Regions from separate parts of the Mus musculus genome. Here region 1 is linked to region 2. Evidence: chromatin loops called from intact Hi-C (ENCODE). Cell type or tissue: gastrocnemius. All regions are shown on one strand. Each heading gives the region's core, and the rest is flanking DNA. Links, peaks and the distances in the headings are about the cores only.

Evidence for each region. Hi-C counts contacts between places; a loop is a spot of excess contacts. Peaks named below come from ENCODE experiments on the same cell type or tissue, not always from the same donor. Only the 100,000 strongest peaks of a DNase experiment are listed, where the experiment ranks them.
Region 1: a loop joins it to region 2, with 2.2 times the contacts of the local background. A loop is called at or near these places in 3 of 42 quality-filtered maps.

Annotation. Positions count from the first base shown.
Region 1 is chr8:111,281,734-111,287,109 of GRCm38, forward strand. It overlaps Rfwd3 (ring finger and WD repeat domain 3), which reads right to left. Exons shown (of 13, transcript NM_146218.4): 7 at 1,542-1,656; 8 at 784-1,012. Among named protein-coding and RNA genes, the nearest start is that of Rfwd3, 16 kb to the right of the region's middle. In gastrocnemius, for the core only: a CTCF peak has its summit at 2,807 (motif pointing left); no DNase peak of the experiment used is centred there.
Region 2 is chr8:111,162,534-111,167,909 of GRCm38, forward strand. It overlaps Glg1 (golgi apparatus protein 1), which reads right to left. Exons shown (of 26, transcript NM_009149.3): 19 at 3,024-3,161; 20 at 1,238-1,361; 21 at 105-247. Among named protein-coding and RNA genes, the nearest start is that of 9430091E24Rik, 20 kb to the left of the region's middle. In gastrocnemius, for the core only: no CTCF peak of the experiment used is centred there; no DNase peak of the experiment used is centred there.

The DNA.
Region 1 (5,376 bases), core at 152-5,151, 120 kb after region 2:
TTTTTTTTTTTCACTCCTTGAACTCAGAAATCCGCCTGCCTCTGCCTCTGAGTGCTGGGATTAAAGGCGTGCGCCACCATGCCTGGCTTGCAAATCAATCTGTAATGCAAATGACACACAGGGTATATTTTTTCTTCTTGGACTGCAGCAGTGACAAAGGACACTTCCACCTACATCCTCTCTCAGGATAACACTGCTACTGGTATTGGTAATTTGCAAAGTAAAACCAATATTTGTGGAAGATTTTTTTTTTTTAAAGAATAGCAGAAGGCTATGCAGTGATTAAAGAACTACTTGTAGCTGAAAGAGACATTTTTCTATTTGTTCCAGACAGGAACAGGATCTCACTGTGTACACCACAGTGGCCTAACTTGTGCCTCACCTTCCTGAATGCTGCCGCTACAAATGTGACAGCAGACCCAGCTATTAAAGATATGGTCTTTTGTTTTGAGACAGGATCTCTTTATGTAGCCTAACTTTCTTGGAACTTGCTACATAGAACAGGCTGGCTTGGCCTGGAACTCATAGAGATCTGTCTATGCCTGCCTCTTAGGTGCTGGGATTAAAGGCATGTGCCAACATGCCAAGCTATGAAAGGCATCTTTGTAGCATCTGAAGCACTTGCATTAAACTAACAGACAGACAGCAAACCGACAGAGAGACAAACAAAAGTGAGTTGGTAGCCTGTTACCAGTACTTAATCACCACTGAGTCCAAGATCCTTCCGAAAGGGAAGGGAGGGAAGTAGTACATAATGATGATCTCAGAGAGTGAGTTGTTTACCTGGAAGAAAGGAGGCCTGAGGGGAGGGCTGGGAGGCCACCAGGCAGCTCAGACCATCACAATAGGCCAAGATTCGGCATTTTCCCGTCTGAGATATGGTGAAGGTCTTTTCTGAGCTGTATTTGCCTGGGCTCTGGCTGGAGGACAGGCATTTCCCACAAAGTGCTTTCGAGCGACTGCACTGCTGCGCAGCTGAGTTCTGATGCCGCACAACAAACTTTTCCAAGTCCTACAACATAAAAGATGCTATAAGTGAATGCTTCCCCTCTTCTTTGGGTTTCTTTCTTCTTTTTGTCCCCCTCCCCACCCCTACCCCCAACCCCACCCCTGGCACCCCCAAGACAGTTTCTCTGTGTAGCCCTGGCCATACTGGAATTTACTCCATTGACCAAGCTGGCCTCAAACTCACAGAGATCTGCCTACCTCTGCTTCCCAACTGCTAGGATTAAAGGTGAGTGCCACCACCACCCAGCTAGAATGATTTCTTGATTGGATAAAAGATTTCTTGCCAATCACGAAAACGACACGACTCTCAACTGAATTTCAGAGTAACTGAAACTCAGTATTAAGTAACTGAACTAAAGAAAGTAAATATTAGGGTAAAGAAATCTTTAATGGTTGCTATGTCTGAAGCCCTGGGTTTGGGGTAAATGTCCTATCATTGAGATAAACCTAAGTAATATTTAGGTTCTTCTTAAACTGCCCTTCTTTTGAATTCTGATTCCAGAAGTTTTCTGAATTAGGAAGGACAAACTCACCTGGACACGGCTATTGAGTTTAGTGCACTTATCAATAAGGACCTGAAGCTGGAGCCGGCACTGTGCAGACTCTAACTCAGCTTGCTTCCTGAGCATTTGCTCATTCAGTAAGTCACTAGAAGGGAAAAGCCAGGGACAGAGGAGCATTAGGAGAGCTGCAGAAGACGTCCCAGCAAGCCGACACAGTAAGCTCATATTGTGATACACACACTTTACTATAAGCATGTCATTGCAGTTCAATAAAGCACAAAATAATCTCTTTAGTAGCACGTGGGGCTAAACAGCCAGCCCACTGGTTAAAAGCAAGCAATGGAAGCCAGAAATAGGACTTCTACTACAGAATGGAGACTAAAAATAGCATAGGAAAATGAGGGAGAGAACCAATTCACTGCTTTGAGCTAAGACAAATTACAAAAAATTAAACTTGAAAGATTAAAAAAAAAAAACAAACCAAGATTATCTATTGGAGTAAGGGAAAAATCAACTAATGTTGGTTATCACAAAGTATGCAAACTAAATAGCAATCAAGTTAACAGCACTAAAAAGGCTAAAGCTTTAAAAGACAAGGAAGTTTACACTGAGCAAATGCTAACAAAAGGCCAATTAGAATAAACGCAAAATGCATGAATAGGTACAAAAAAATAACATTACACAACCATAAATTTGCATACACTTAAAGATAATTTCAAAATAAGAAACACAAAAACAAGAACAATATTTCACTTGACTGAAACAGCAGAGAAAACGATATGAAAGCGGCAATGACAAGTCACTCATTTATTTATGAGAAATTCAAATGAGCAGGAAAATGTTGGCATATGCTTATAATACTACTAACTAAGGAGAGTCTGAGGGAGGGGGAATCACGTAAGCTTAGAAATTAAGAGTCATTCCTGGGCTACAGAGACTTTAGTTCAAAGCAAAGACAACAGAAGAAACACTATATTAAGAGGGCTGGCTGGAGAGATGGTTCAGCAGTTAAGAGCACCAACTGCTCTTCCAGAGGTCCTGAGTTCAATTCCCAGCAACCACATGGTGGCTCACAACCATCTGTAACGGGATCTGATGCCCTCTTCTTGTGTGTCTAAAGACACCGATGTACTCACATTAAAAAAAAAAAAAAAAAAAAAGAAGGCTGGAGAGATGGTTCAGCAATGAAAGGCATTTATTACTCTTACACAGGACCAGGGTTTAGTTTCCAGGACCTACATGGCAGCTCACACTTGTCTGAACTCCAATTCTAGGGGTTCTGCTGCCCTCTCCTGTCCTTTGAGAATACCAGGCACACACATACTCATGCTGACCAAATACCCATCCTATGTATATTACATAAAGAATCGTTAAGAGAGACAAGGTTGGGGGGGGGGGGGGATTTCAGAATTATCCTTGTCTACCAAGAGCAAGGCCAGCTGGACTCAGTAAGACCATGTCTCCAAACAACAAAGGAAAACAAAAAGCCAGGCCATGGAACAAAATGCTTGAGTTAGCAATAAAAATTTTGTGCAAAAAGAACACAGTAAGCTGGGCGTGGTGGTACACGCCTTTAATCCCAGCCCTCAGGAGGCAGAGGCGGGCAGATTTCTGAGTTCCAGGACAGCCAGGGCTATACAGAGAAACCCTGTCTCGAAAAAAAACCAAAAACCAAACCAAAACAAACAAACAAAAAACCACCACAGTGTCTAGTAAATCACACTATAGCAGTTGATAATCCATGATATTAGACCTCAGAGTTAAAAGCGTCTTTGACAAACACAAATTTAAGAGATCACTCAGGGCTACATCGTGATCATGGAAGCCAACTCAGGCTGAGCCTGGTGGTACAGCTACTCAGGAGGCATGAAGGTCACCAATGAGTGGCTTCTTTTGTCTACAATGTGAGTTCCAGAGCAGCCTAGACAATGTGGAGACCATCCCAAACAACAACAAAATGCCCCCACAATACTTAAAAAGCAGACTTCTTTGCAGATTGCCCGAGTTGCTCTCCAAGAGAACTCATGGGCTCTAGTCAGTGATCTAGCCATCTTCAGAGCAGCTGTGACTTCAGAAAAGCACAACAAGGCCTCTTTGCACGGACTGACTTTTCATAAAGGCCTAAAACAAAAATGGCAAAAAGTAGGATTCAATAGTACAAAGGTGCAGTGTGGGGTCCCAGGACAGCCAAGGAGGGCCTCAAGGAGAAAACCTGACTTACAAAAATGTAGTCACAATGTTTTTATTGACATGTGTGCACTTTAACCACTTTTGCAATGTCTATTATTATGCTACAATGGTATCAGTTTACTCAACTAGTTAATCTACTTGAGCTAGATTATTAGCAACATAAATCATTTTCAACTAAACCTTTGCAAATATACTTTTTTAAAGAACTACTTTACGGGAGCAGGATAACTACGCATTTGCACTTGACAGCTATAAACTAACCTTTCTCATTGAGGTGACCAGATCTCAACAAGGAACACCTTGAGGAAAGATTTGTTTTGGCTCTCAGCATATGGTGACAGCATGAGGTGACGCTGAGAGGGAAGGCATGGCAACAGGTGGCTCCCTGACAGCTCACTTACATCTCTGCCATCAGGAAGTGGAGGGGTCAAGCTAGGTTAACTTTTTTGAGTAGGTTAACTCCTGAGGCCCGCCCTACCCAGTGAATCATTCTGGCAGCCAATCCTGGCTTCTTAAAGGTTTCATGGCCTCTCAAATGGCACCACCAGCTCTAAGTATTTAAACATTCAAACTTTACCAGTAAAATGTGAATAATCATATCCGAAACTTTCTCAATGGTGGATATTTTAAACTTAAGTCTTCCTTTTCTTTATAGAGACAGGGTGTATGTGGTACAGGAAGTGTGGAACTTGCTGGACATTGTTACTTTCTTTTGTTCTTGTCCTAGATGAATCCCAGGGCTGTGTGTGTGCCAGCCAAGTGCCACTGAGCTGGGTCTCCAGTCTCGGCCTCAGACGTGTGATTCACCTGCTTCTTTGCCTATGAACATGTCACCATTTGGGGAAAAAAATTGTATTATATGAGAATGTGGGTGATTGTGTGCCACACCACATACGTGTGGAAATCATAGGGTAACTTTGCGAGTGGGTTTTCTCTCTACCAGGGGTTCTAGGGTTCTAACAATCAAATTCAGGTCATTATGCTTGTACAGAGAGGGCTTGCATCCACTGAGCCATGTCTCGGAAGACAGGGTTTCTCTTTATAGCCCTAGCTGTCTCCTTGCTCTGTAGACCAGGCTGGCCTTGAACTTAAGAGATATATCTGCCTCTGCCTTACTTCCTGGCTATTAGCAACTATTCAGAGTAGAGTCTACGATGGCTTTGTTCTTTTTTTTTCTCCCATGCACTCTATGTGCAAACTTCACTTAACAGATCTTCTGAAAGAAAGCTATTTTAAGGGGAAGAGTGACACACAATCAAAAGCAGAAACACGCCAAGCCGGACATAGTGGTGTGCACTGGTAATTCTAGCCCTGGAGAGACAAAGGCAAGAGGATCACTGGTAGTTCCAGGTCAACCCAGGCTAAGAGTCTGACCGTCTCAAAATACAAACAAAACATGAAATACGGTGAAATTTTTTTTCCTTTGAGCTTCAGTCTCAGGAATCCTAGGCTGACCTTGAACTCTTTTCTCTGTGTAGCCCTGGCTGTCCTGGATCTCACTCTGTAGACCAGGCTGGCCTCGAACTCAGAAATCTGCCTGCCTCTGCCTCCCAAGTGCTGGGATTAAAGGCGCAAGCCACCACGCCCTGCACCAAGCTGCTATACTTCCAACCCTAGCCTCACATTTTAATTTTATTTTTGGAAATAGGGTCAATGTAGCTATGACTATCCTAGT
Region 2 (5,376 bases), core at 75-5,074:
ACACCCCATTTTGGGGAAGGCATAAAAATGGCAACAGGAGTATGCTAGTGATGTCCATGGAAAAATGCGCATCAACACAGCTCTATAGAGCCTGGCCAGCATACCTGGTCAGCATATCTCAGCTTGAGGCATGAGATAACTTGGCCTTCTAGCTCTGAATCGTCCTTAGCCTTGGTCAGGATGCCATGACAGAACTTAGGAATGTCAGCTTTACAGGCCTTCCTTAGCACAGGGTTTAAGCGGTAATCTAGAATAAAAACATGTTAATATATGAGAAAATGGTTCACCTGTAGATTTTCACAAATTTTTGGAAATTCATCTTTCAAAGGGGGCATATTAATTGGGGTGCAACTAGCTGGGGTGCATATTAGCAAAGAGGGAGGTGGTGGTGCAAGCCTTTAATCCCAGCACTCAGGAGGCAGAAGCAATTGGATCTCTCTGAGTCTGAGCTAGTCTGGTCTACAGTGTGAGTTCCAAGACAGCCAGAGTTACAAAGAAACCTTGTCTCAAAAAAACAAAAGAGGGGTGGGGGTGGGGGTCATAGGGGCACAGTATGTCAATAGTCAGGAATATAAATGCTGATTTGTTAAGTTAGCTAACAGCAGATGAGATATCAGGCCAGGACTGCTGTTGTTTTTAAGGAGGGACGGACTTCCTGCAGTTCAAGGAACACATCCCTTCACAGGGGAAGGTATGACAGCAGGCATGAACTTCACAATCCTCCTGCCTCAGTCTTTCATGTGCTGGATTAAGTGTGCCTGTTACCAGACCTATTCTCCCCAACACCAGCAATGTGACTCAGCTCAGGGCACCTGACTCCTTCTCAGGAAGCCCTCACCTCTGCAGGGGTCTGTGCTCCAATACTTAAAAACAAACGGTATCATTTGGACAGCAGAAACCTTGTCCGTAATAGATAATTTTGAAAGAAATATCTAACAGTTTTTGTCCACTAAGGTACAAGGTTTCCCAGGCAAGAGCTGAAATTTTCCCTCTGAAAATTATTGACTGTGCTCATGAAGTTTGAAATTCTAGAGTAAATCTCTAGAATTACTGTCCTAGGGACTCTAATGCTGATTTATTTTTTGTTTTTTAAATTCGACCCTTTCCCTTTGACCTTCATTCTATTTTTCTGGAACGCCTGCAAAGGAGGAGAGTGCACGGCTCAGATAACAACACGTCCTGCAAGTTCGACTTGGGATGCACTCAACAGAAGCAGTAGAGCTGAGCAAGACGGTACCTGTGTTCTGGGTGATCTGGCGCTTGGTTATCATCTGTTTGCATTTGGGATCCATCAATTCACTGTTCTTATTTTGTTTTAAACACTGCAACATAGTTTTAGAATCTGCTTCTGGACAGAACCGCTGCAAAGAAAATAAAATTATATGAAAATGGCTATCTCAGACTGGCAACTAATCTACCCGTGATTGCTTTTCCAGTTACCAGGGAGCTCACAGAAGCACAAGTCAAGGCATCACTTGACGTAAGCAGGGAACAGCTAAGCATCAGTAAGTGCCCAGCCCCGGTGCCCCTCTTTACTTTTTATCTCCTGCATTTCACACATTTCTCTCTGCCAACACTGGACATCAACCACACAGGATGTAAATTCTGCTCGGGCTTGGTTCCTATTACTATGGCTATGTTACAGTACAGGCCGTTTCACACATGTCATTACTTGATGAGTATGAACAGAACAGTCACCATGCCCTCGGGCCATCCCTACCCAGCCACAGAGGTAGTACTTAGGAATAACTGTTAACTAATGTGGACAGGGATTTGGGGTGAGCACTGTAATCCAAATGTGAGGTTAGCCCCTGTACACACTCTGCTCTCCTCCCTTCAATTAGAGCTCAGTCTGGGGCTGGTAATGAACTCCATCTGTACTTGTCAATCTGCACGTCTGGTCACGGCAACTCAAACTCTGCTTAGGATCCTTCCTTCACCATAAGGTCTCCCTTTCTTGTTTTAGTGTTTGTGTCCCCCCTCCCCCGCCATTCTTCTCTTTGGTATGTGCGTGCACACACACACACACACACACACACACACACACACACACACACACAAATAAACAAACATTAAATTCCCACTAACAGTTATTGGTAGAATCAGGTATTTTAAAGGAAGTGAAAATTTTATTAACATTTCTTTGCACTTCCTTAATTTTAATTTTCGTGTGTGTGTGTATGTGTGTGTGTGTGTATAGGACCATTAAGAAAATTCACTGGAAGCCATGTAGTGGTGGCACACACCTTTAAACCTAGCACTCAAGAGACAGAGGCTGGCTGATCTCTGTGAATTTGAAGCCAATCAGTTTGCAGAAAAAGTTCCAGGACAGCCAAGGCCACACAGAGAAACCCTGTCTTACAAAACCTAAACCAATAAACAGTCACTGGTAGATTATTTGAAGCAAACGAATATATAGAATACCTACACATTTTGCAGGTGAGAGATGGCTAATGGACAAGGGCATTTGCTGTAATTCTTACAGAGGATCTGGGTTCAGCTCACCACCCCCACGTGGCAGCTTATAACCACCTGTAACTTTAATTCTAAGAAACCAATGCCTTCTCCGGTCTCAGTGGGCCCCAGGCACATATACTGTATCCATTCATACACCCAGGCAAAAGACTCATACACATTAAGTAAAATGTAAAAATCTTGAACAGAAAGCAACATCTTGAGAGTGTGGGATATGATCTGAAAAAAACACTGGATTGTGGCTTTTTTAGCCCACCTTTCCTGGCAACCTATTTAGCTGAACTTTGTTCAAAGCAAGCTAGTTAGTTCAGTTCTGTAATTTTCCCAACATGAGCAGCATCCATGTTGCTTAGAGGGCTAATGGACACTCTCACTGTTCCACTCCCAGAGACTCTGGAGCTCAGGAACACACAAGTTGGCAGGTGAAGACAATGCTATTGGACTGTAGACCCACAGCCGAGGGCATCACCATGTTGGCTGTGTTTAACAGGACACAACGGGAAAGGATCACACTGCTATTGTCACTTAGGTCGCCCTTGGTCTTTTACCTTAATCATCTGCTTGCAGACTCTCATCAGAGTATAGTCTAGCTCTGGGTCCATCATCTCCGTCTCCTGCAGCTTAAATACTTTCTGGTGGCAACGGGTACTCAGCTGCTTCTTGTTTTCTTTTAGACATTCAATAATCTGCAACAGAAGAGTTCCAGCTGAGTTAGGAAATAGACGAGAAATTCACAGTTCATCTAGTAAACAAACAGTCACATGTAACACAAGAGTTATGGTTGTGTTAGGAAGTGTGTCGGGTTGAAAGTCATCGATTCTGACTGACACACTCACTGTTTTTCTAACCCAGGACCTTTTGTTTCTAATTCCAGGCAATAGGAGTAAGGATTCTCTCATTAAGGAGAATTACTCTCATGCATTTATATAACCTTAGGGCCAACAGTGAACCAAATTACAAAAATTCAGAGTGATTAGCAGGCTGTACTGGAATCTAAAAAGAACCCATTTAGGCTTTCTGATTTCTTCTGCTTTCCTGAGCCACTCCTTGTAAGGATTCCTCGTGGAGCACACAGTTGACTTCTCTGACTAGAGAGCAGGTATAAAGTCTAGAAATTTGATTAAACTCAACACATATTTTATAAGAACAGTGTTAGATGTTAAGTGTGAATTGTATCCAATGCCATCTTCAAGGCAAACTATGAGGAGCTGTGACAGCAGAGGTGGAGTGACACTATAAAGAGCGTCATGGGATGGATTTTAAGGTAAGCATATACTGAAGTAGTCTCCTTACTATACCAAATGTAAGACATGTAACCAAGGAAAGCAGGTGGGGAGCAGTGCCAAGTCAGGGCTGCAGCATGAAGTCACAATACTTCTCTGAAGGACGTTAGGCACAACTAGAAACCATTAACTTGTTAAATCACACTAACACCTTAAGAAATGATACATAAGCCAAGAACTCAAACCTGAGAGGAAAAGGTAATAGACCACTCAAAGGAGACTGCAAAAACACATGTAAATGCCCTAGAAGCAATAAGTAGAAAATGATAAACAAGAATCTAGAATATATAGTTATAAAAAGAAGCAAGCAGAGATTTAAGAACTGAAAAAGCTCAATGGTACTGTTTAAAGAATGAGAGAATTGGGCTGGAGAGATGGCTCAGCGGTTAAGAGCACTGACTGCTCTTCTGAAAGGTCCTGAGTTCAATTCCCAGCAACCACATGGTGGCTCACAATCAACTGTAATAGGATCCGATGCCCTTTTCTGGGGTGTGTCTGAAGACAGCTACAGTGTATTCGTATAAATAATAATAAATAAATAATATTAAAAAAAAAAAGCTGGACAGTGGTGGCGCACACCTTTAATCCCAGTACTTGGGAAGTTGAAGCAGGCAGATTTCTGAGTTTGAGCCAGCCTGGTCTACAGAGTAAGTTCCAGGACAGCCAGGGCTACACAGAGAAACCCTGCCTGGAAAACAAACAAAAAACCAAACAAACAAAAGAATGAGAGACCTGTCTGGCAACAGTGGCACAGGCTTCTTTCATCCCAGTGCTTGGGAGGCAGAGACAAAGGGATGGGTCTCTCTGTAAATCCAATGCCAACTTGCTCTAAATATTGAGTACCATGACAGCGTGGGTTACACAGAGAAACCCTGTCTTAAAAAGCAAACGGGGGGGGGGGGGGTTGGGAAGAGGGAAGGGAGGGAAGGAGAGGGAGAAATTGAAGAATAATTTTTTTTTTGTTTTGTTTTTTTTCGAGACACGGTTTCTCTGTATAGACCTGGCTGTCCTGGAACTCACTTTGTAGACCAGGCTGGCCTCGAACTCAGAAATCCACCTCCCGAGTGCTGGGATTAAAGGCCTGTGCCACCACGCCCCGGCACCCTGAGCAATTGTAACAAATGTAACACAAAGTAAGCAAGACTGGAAACCATTAAGAAGGAGATGGAAAAGGTCACTAGGGACAGACCTGGGTGCAACACCTGTCCACAGGATTCCGCAGGAAGGGAAAGCAAAGCTGTATCTGAAGGAATGGCACCCAGAAGAAGAATCTGTGCTGACAAGTGCCCACCGTGTTAGAGAGCAAGATCCTGCCCGATCTCATTTCCATCAAACAGAAACTAAACCTAATAGAAAGACTAACTACAAAAGCGGGGAAACGGAGAATTCAGACTTTAGACAAAGGCAAAGTATGGACAGAAGACAGGGAAGAAAGCCTCTCAGAGGCTAAAGAACCTAGCTTGGGCCTTGGTAGATGAATAAGCAAACCTTAAAAAAAAAAATCATGAAAACCTTAAGTTCAAACCCTGGTGATTCTGGGATTTGCTTCTGTGTTATTTGAAAAAGTTCATGGGTGATTTTACTTGATGTCTAATAAGGATTCTGCTGCTGGGCAAGG